2 separate regions of the Mus musculus genome follow, and region 1 is linked to region 2. A link is a contact called in ENCODE Hi-C or POLR2A ChIA-PET data. All regions are on one chromosome and are shown on one strand. Each heading gives the region's core, a stretch centred on a gene start or an enhancer-like site at or near the end of the contact. The rest is flanking DNA. Distances are from core to core; before and after follow the strand shown. Region 1 holds the start of Mri1 (methylthioribose-1-phosphate isomerase 1). Region 2 has its middle 4.5 kb from the start of Mir23a.

What was found. A loop is a pair of places that touch in the nucleus more often than their neighbours do. ChIA-PET counts read pairs that join two places held with the same protein, here RNA polymerase II (POLR2A).
Region 1: POLR2A ChIA-PET joins it to region 2 with 47 read pairs in Patski. The contact joins the promoter of Mri1 here to the enhancer-like site in region 2. A Hi-C loop is called at or near these places in 2 of 37 maps with a recorded cell type or tissue (adrenal gland and heart). POLR2A ChIA-PET finds 5 or more read pairs at or near these places in 3 of 5 experiments (Patski and embryonic stem cell).

Annotation. Positions count from the first base shown.
Region 1 is chr8:84,255,913-84,259,110 of GRCm38, reverse strand. It overlaps Mri1 (methylthioribose-1-phosphate isomerase 1), which reads left to right and starts at 1,787. Exons shown (of 5, transcript NM_026423.4): 1 at 1,787-2,221; 2 at 2,692-2,867. The coding sequence starts at 1,851. It overlaps Ccdc130 (coiled-coil domain containing 130), which reads left to right. Exons shown (of 10, transcript NM_026350.3): 10 at 185-1,344. The coding sequence ends at 630.
Region 2 is chr8:84,202,230-84,205,723 of GRCm38, reverse strand. No RefSeq gene overlaps it. Among named protein-coding and RNA genes, the nearest start is that of Mir23a, 4.5 kb to the left of the region's middle. Within about 2 kb of position 1,608, at least 1 of the 3 ENCODE cell types and tissues checked has a DNase peak (open chromatin) inside an H3K27ac peak, as active enhancers do; it is heart, where a contact is called at or near this core.

The DNA.
Region 1 (3,198 bases), core at 538-3,037, 53 kb before region 2:
GAGTGCCAGCTCCCGACTGGGAGGTCCTTGGGAAGCAAAGGTTGTAGGGTTTGGAGGCACTTGGTCCCTAGAGCCCCTGTTATTTAAACTGGTGGGAAGAAAGCTCAAGACTAGGGGTGTGTGCTCTGTGCCCACTCTGCCCCTGAACTTCTGGCCCTTGTCCAATGCTCCCTTTTCCCTACAGCTTATGAGGACAAGCAGCGAATGAAGCGGACAGAGATCATCCACCGCTCTTGGTTCCCCTCAGCCCAGGGACCCAGTGCTAGCAGCAGCAAAGCTAGCAGCGTCCTGAAGAAGCTGTGCCAGGGCCGCAGACCACCCCCCAGCAGCACAGGCACGGTGGGGGACCTGGGCATAGTGAGGAGAAAGTCTCGAGACGTTCCAGAAAGTCCTCAGTGTGCAGCAGACAACTCCTTGTCAGAAGAACAAAGAAGGCCACCAGGAACCACCCAGGGTAGCAAGACACTTGAAGAGGCAGCAGAAGCATCCAGGACCAGCAAGACATCAGAATCCAAGAGAAACTGTAGTGATCAGGCCTTCCCCCTAGGTTCCTCCCAGGAGGACCTGCTGAACCCCAACACCCCCAATGCCTCCCTGGTGGCTGACTACTCTGACTCAGAGAGCGAGTAAGGGAGTCAGAATTCCAGGACCAGAAGCCATGACGCGTCCAGACCTTAGGGACTGGCACATTGCTGCCAGCCCAGATACAGACCTACCTTCCTATACAGATTATTATTTATTTGGTTTTGGTGAGAATGCCTGTGCCTTGATGTAACCCTGATACCTGAGCATTAAAGTGCTGTTCTTTGTCCCTGCCTTGTTTCTAAACTCATCTAGTAGCTGCCCTGCCCTCACTTCCAGCCAACTAAGCAGATGCTGCTGCATCGTTGTGACGGCAGTGTGGCCCCACAAAGCCCGATGAAGGGTTTGAGATACTGACCAAGATTGGCCACGGCCTGGGGTGACGTCCCCTTATGAGGTGTCAAGGACTACATAAGGAAGGTTGAAAGAGGGCCAGGCTGCTGGAGCCAGAGAAATAAAGCTAACGGCAGGCAGGAAGAACATCCAAACTCCATGTCATGGGCTGGTGTGGGTCACTCATAGTGGCCAGCCAGTAGGGATGTTTGTGAAACAACCTCAAAAACACCCTAATCCAGCCAGGCATAGTGGGCAGACAACCGTCATCCTGGCACCCCAGCAATAGAGACAAGGTGTGGTCCAGCTTTAAAATAGGGTTTCTCATGTATCCCTGGCTGTCCTGGAACTCGTTCTGTAACTATTGTGGAGCCAGATTCACAAATATATCTCTACCTCCTGAATGCTGGAATTAAAATCTGAGGTTTATTTTTGTGTGTTTGCATGTTGTGAGTATGTTGTCTCACTGAGGTTTGAAAGAGGGCCTTGAATCCTTTAAAACTAGCGGCAGTCGTGAAGCCTTTGGTCCTCTACAAGAGCAGAATGCACGCCTAACCATTGAGCAATCTCTTCAGGCCCTGAGAATAAACGTCCCTCATGGTGCTTGCTTTTTTTTAAAAAAATGGAGACAAAAGTAGTCCCACGGAAGGTCGTTTGACACGCTGATTAAGCGCTGGGTGTCTGTGAGCCGTGGATAGGCAGAGCTGAGAGTTCCAAGTCATCGCTTCAGTAACGGATGGACGATTTCCGGCAAAAAAATAGCCCCATCACCAAGCATCTTGGAGCTAGAACTCGGCCTTGGGAGAAGTTACAGCCACTCTGGAAGACGCTAATCGCCCGATAACCTAGGAGCGCGTGCGCATGCGCACGCGGCAGGACGCAACTCCGCCCCGCAGCCTGTGCAGGATTCCTCGTGGCCCTGCAGGGTAGGCAACATGACACTGGAAGCGATCCGCTACTCGCCCGGCTCGCTGCAGATCCTCGACCAGCTGCAGCTGCCAGAGCACTGCCACTATGAGGCACTGAGCTCCGTGCAGCAGGCTAGTGAAGCCATCCGCGCCATGAAGGTGCGCGGAGCCCCGGCCATCGCGCTGGTCGGCTGCCTCAGCCTGGCCGTGGAGCTGCGGGCCGGCGCCGGCGGTCCCGGACTCGCTGCTCTGGTGGCCTTCGTGCGAGACCAGCTGCGCCTCTTAGTCGCCGCCCGGCCCACCGCTGTCAACATGGCCCGCGCCGCCCGCGATCTGGGTCAAGTGGCAGCCCAGGAGGCGGAACGAGAGGGTGCCACTGAAGAGACCGTGCGGGAAAGGTACGGGATCCTGGACCAGTCTTGTGTGCTCTGCCCAGCTTTCCTCTCTACCATTTTCTTTCCCATCCCACTTCCGGTCCAGCCACTTGGTTCTTACTGCTTTTCTGTTGCACCGGTACGGCTCCTGCCTGTGGCTGAGACTAGAGTCTAGAGCATTAAAGCACTGGAGTTAGAACTTCATCTCCAGGTTCCTGCTCCTTCCCCTCCCCTTCTGTAAAAACACCTTGTCCCTGATTCTGCCCCTTCCTGTTCATCAACTGCCTCTCCCACCATGACGTCATCATCACAGAGGTAAAGGGTTTCCTCCTGTTTACTGCTGTGCGTCAGCCCCAGCTCCTGGCTCACTTATATTAGTGATCAGAGTGGAAGTGTCCTCAGGCTCTCAGAACCCCACCTCACCTTTAAAGGGCGGCCCCTTCAAAGTTAGCCAGCTCCCTTCCAACAGTGCTAAGAGCTTCTTCTGTCCCCAGAGTGATCCGCTTCGCCGAGGATATGTTGGAGAAGGACCTCAAAGACAACCGGAGCATCGGGGACTTGGGAGCCCGCCATCTCCTAGAGCAGACCAACCCCAGGGGTGGCAAGGTGACCGTGCTGACCCACTGTAACACGGGTGCTCTGGCCACTGCTGGCTATGGTACAGCGTTAGGTGAGGAGGCACCTTCAATTGTTAGGGCATGGGACATGTTATGGGATGCAAGGCAAAGCAACTGGAGCTGGGGGTGTAGTTCAGTGGCAAGAGTACTTGCTTAGCTAGGGCTGGCTCAGCAGCTTAAAAGTATGGACCCCTCTTGCAAAGACCTATTAAGTTCTCAGCACCCACAGTAACTACCTGCAGCACCCTCTTCTGGCCTCCACGAGCACATGCCCTTACATGCATAGAGACACACATGTACATAATTAAAAATAAACACTAGGGCTGGAGAGATGGCTCAGTGGTAAAGAGCATTGACTGCTCTTTCAAAAATCCTGAGTTCAAT
Region 2 (3,494 bases), core at 359-2,858:
TTCAGAGCTCGAGATGATGTGACATGACAGCAGACTGCAGACGTGTAATCCCTATATCTAGGACAGGGGTAAAAAGATCTCAATTTAGAAGCCAGCCTGGGCTACCAAGACATGGTGTGTCTCAAAAAGAAAGGGCTAGAGATGGCTCAGCACTTGCTGCTCTTCCGGGGGTTCCAGGTTCAATATCCAGCACCTACATAGTGGCTAACAACTATCTCCAACTTTAGTTCTAGGGATCCTGACACTTTTTTCTGAACTCTGCAGACATACATGCAGACAAAACATCTGCACACGGAAATAATTGTTGTTTTGGTTTGGTTTTGTTTTTTTGAGACAGGGTTTCTTTGTGTAGCCATGGCTATAGCCCTGGCTGTCCTTGGCACTCACTTTGTAGACCAGGCTGCCCTCGAACTCAGAAATCCACCTGTTTCTGCCTCCCAAGTGCTAGGATTAAAGGTGTGCGCCACCACACCCGGTGAAATAATTTTTAATTAAAAAAAAAAAAAGCAACAAGGGGTAAGGCTCAATGGCAGCTGCTGGCCTAGCACACTGACTGGGCTTGGCTTCACCCCCAGTACCATATCAAGGAAGTGTGGTGGTTTATACACATGTTCCCAGCACTCCGCAGGCATTAGCAGGTATGTCTCAGGAAGTTTAAGGCCAGCCTGGTCTACAGAGGAAGTTCCAGGACAGCCAGGACTACACAGAGAAAGCCTGTCTAGGAAAAACAAAATAAAAATAAAAACAAGAAATGTGTCTACAGAGCAAGCTGGAGGGCAACCTGGGATACATGAGACTCTAAAAAAGATAAGTTTAGGGCTAGAGAGATGGCTCAGCGGGTAAGAGCACTGACTGCCCTTCCGAAGGTCCTGAGTTCAAATCCTAGCCACCACATGGTAGCTCACAACCATCCGTAATGAGATCTAACACCCTCTTCTGGAGTGTCTAAAGACAGCTACAGCGTACTTACATATAATAATAAATCTTAAAAAAAAAAAAAGAAAACAAGTTCAGGGCTGGAAAGATGACTCAATAGTTTAGACTGCATATTGCTTTCTGAGAACCTGAATTTGGTTTCCCGGCTCACATGTGGCGCCCTCTTCTGGACCCTTTAGGCACCTACACATACATGCACATACCCAACACATACACAAAAGTAAAAAAATAAGTCTTAAAAAAAAAGAAAATCTCTACTTCCCAATAATTGGAAGAGTTCCTGGGTGACATCAAGGACAGAAGCATTCAGTCATATCAGGCAGTGACAGGCAGGACAGTGGATTTAACGTCTAGATCTGGCATCACCGATGTCTGAGGAATGAGGAATAAGGATTGAGATATTCTGATGTGTCTTCCCCAGTACGCGTGCTTACACACACACACACACACACACACACACAGTCTCCAGCCCCAATCCACCTCTGTCTCTTTGGGTTCTGGGGGCAGCCCAGGTCCACAGGCTGACCAGCCTCCCCAATCACCTCCGGAAGTGAGACAGCATATTCGTCCCAGGGACCAGAACGGGAAGGGCGGCCATTTGGCCAGGCTGGTTTCCTGTGGGGTTTCCCCTACAAAGAGCCCAAGGCTGCAGCCAAGGCCACTCCCATCCTCACACACACCAGAGGTCTGTGTCTGGCGTGGAGGGGGCATTACCACGCAGGTGTCCAGGAGCTGGGACACCCTGTACTGACTCTTAGTCTCACAGGGAGACTCAAAGGGACAGAAGTCCTGGAGCTGGAGGGCTTGAGAAACAGGGCGGGGGGCCTTGGGCTGTGGTATCCCAGTCAGTTAAATTAGCACACACAGCCTTCAAGCCCTCGGCATCCCTGGAGGACCCACAGTGAACCCCAAGAAAGAACCAGGGCAGAGGCCCTCCGGTCGTCCCCAACCCTGATCCTCAAATACTTTCCACTCTCGCGAAGCAGCGAGGATCGGAAAATACCAAGGGCTGCAGTCTCCGCCCAGCTCCGCCCCCGCCCCAGCCACCAGCGCTCGCTAATGGCCCACTCTTCCCAGGAGCTGGGCGGCTGGGTTGGGGCCAACCCGACCTGCGGCACAGATGCCTGCCCTCCACGTCCGTCCCCACGCAGGAACCAGACAACCCGCCCGGGTTGGGGGGCAGGGCATAGGCAAGTGGGTGGGCCTAGTGCCTAGCCGCGAGTGGAGGGGGCGCAGGAAGGGGTGAGGGAGGGCTGAATCACTTGGTATAAATAGGCAAAGACGACAGCCACGTCCCACCCTCGCTGCCCGCCAGCCACACAGTCCAACAACCAGATCCCCCACTCTATTCCTTAACATTCTGTTTGCGGTGCTGGGTTCCCCTCAAGCCAATCAGTGCTCCCAGGGTGAAGTTCATCCCAGGTCCTGGCCTGGCCTGGGACTGGAGATAGGAGCGCTGACCTCCATCACCCACTGTCTTCTGGAAGGCTTGGCTCACTCCCTTAACTCCGCAAAACTTCCAGGAACCAGCCAGGCATTGTGAGGCGTCTCTGTCAGTCTACCATTCAGGAGGCTGAGCCAGGAGGACTGCCATGTGTTCAAGACCGCGGTAGGCTATGAAATGAGACTGTGTCTCGACCCCCAAAGTTGACTGTGGGTAGAGAGTGCTTGGCTATTTTGCTGGAAGCATGGAGTCAGCAGGTCCCATCTTAAAGCAGAAACCCTTCATCATGGTGCACACAAGTAAGCCTAGCATTCAGGAGGTGGAGGCCTAAGGACCAGTTCAAGGACATCCTGGACTACTTATCCAGTTCCAGGCCAGCATGGACTACATTACATTAGATCATGCCTCAAAAACTTTTATTAATAGATCGATAATTATTATTATTCCCAGGCCCAAAGCTTAGGGTTCCAGAGCCCCAAATGTACACAGGAGACAAAAGGGAGGTATCACCGGGCATCCCAGATTTGCTCCCCCGAGTCCCTCAAGGCCCATGTGCCCATCCTGCCACCCAGCCCTGCTCTGCCCAGGGCCACAGCTCAGTAGCCACACCCAGGGTGGCGCCAGTTCTAGCTCCAGCAGCCTGAGGCAAGGCGCCGCTCGAGTGTGACTCAGCCATGCCCGGCATGATGCTGTCCTTCCCTACCCAAGAATTCTCACGCCCACGCCACCACCCTCAATCCTTCCCCATGGCCAGCTAGGAAGACACACCTCCATGTCCACTGAGGACATTCAACACAGGATATGAGGAGACCTCAGCACCCTATGGGAGACTAGAGAGTGTGCTCTGTTCCACTGCATCTCCAAAAGTTCCCATTCACAGATGGAAAAACTGAGGCGGCAGAGACAATCCCAGGAATGTCTACACTCTCTCCATAAAGACAAGGCCGCCTGAGCTGGAGTTGGTGGCCCATGCCCATAACCCTAGCACTTGAGAGTTGCAGGAAAGAGAATGCGGAGCTCAAGTCCGCCGTTAGTTTCATGGCAAGTTTGAGGCTAGCCCAGACTACAAGAAACCCTGTCTCTGTCAACTAAACAGGAGACAAAGATGTAGCTC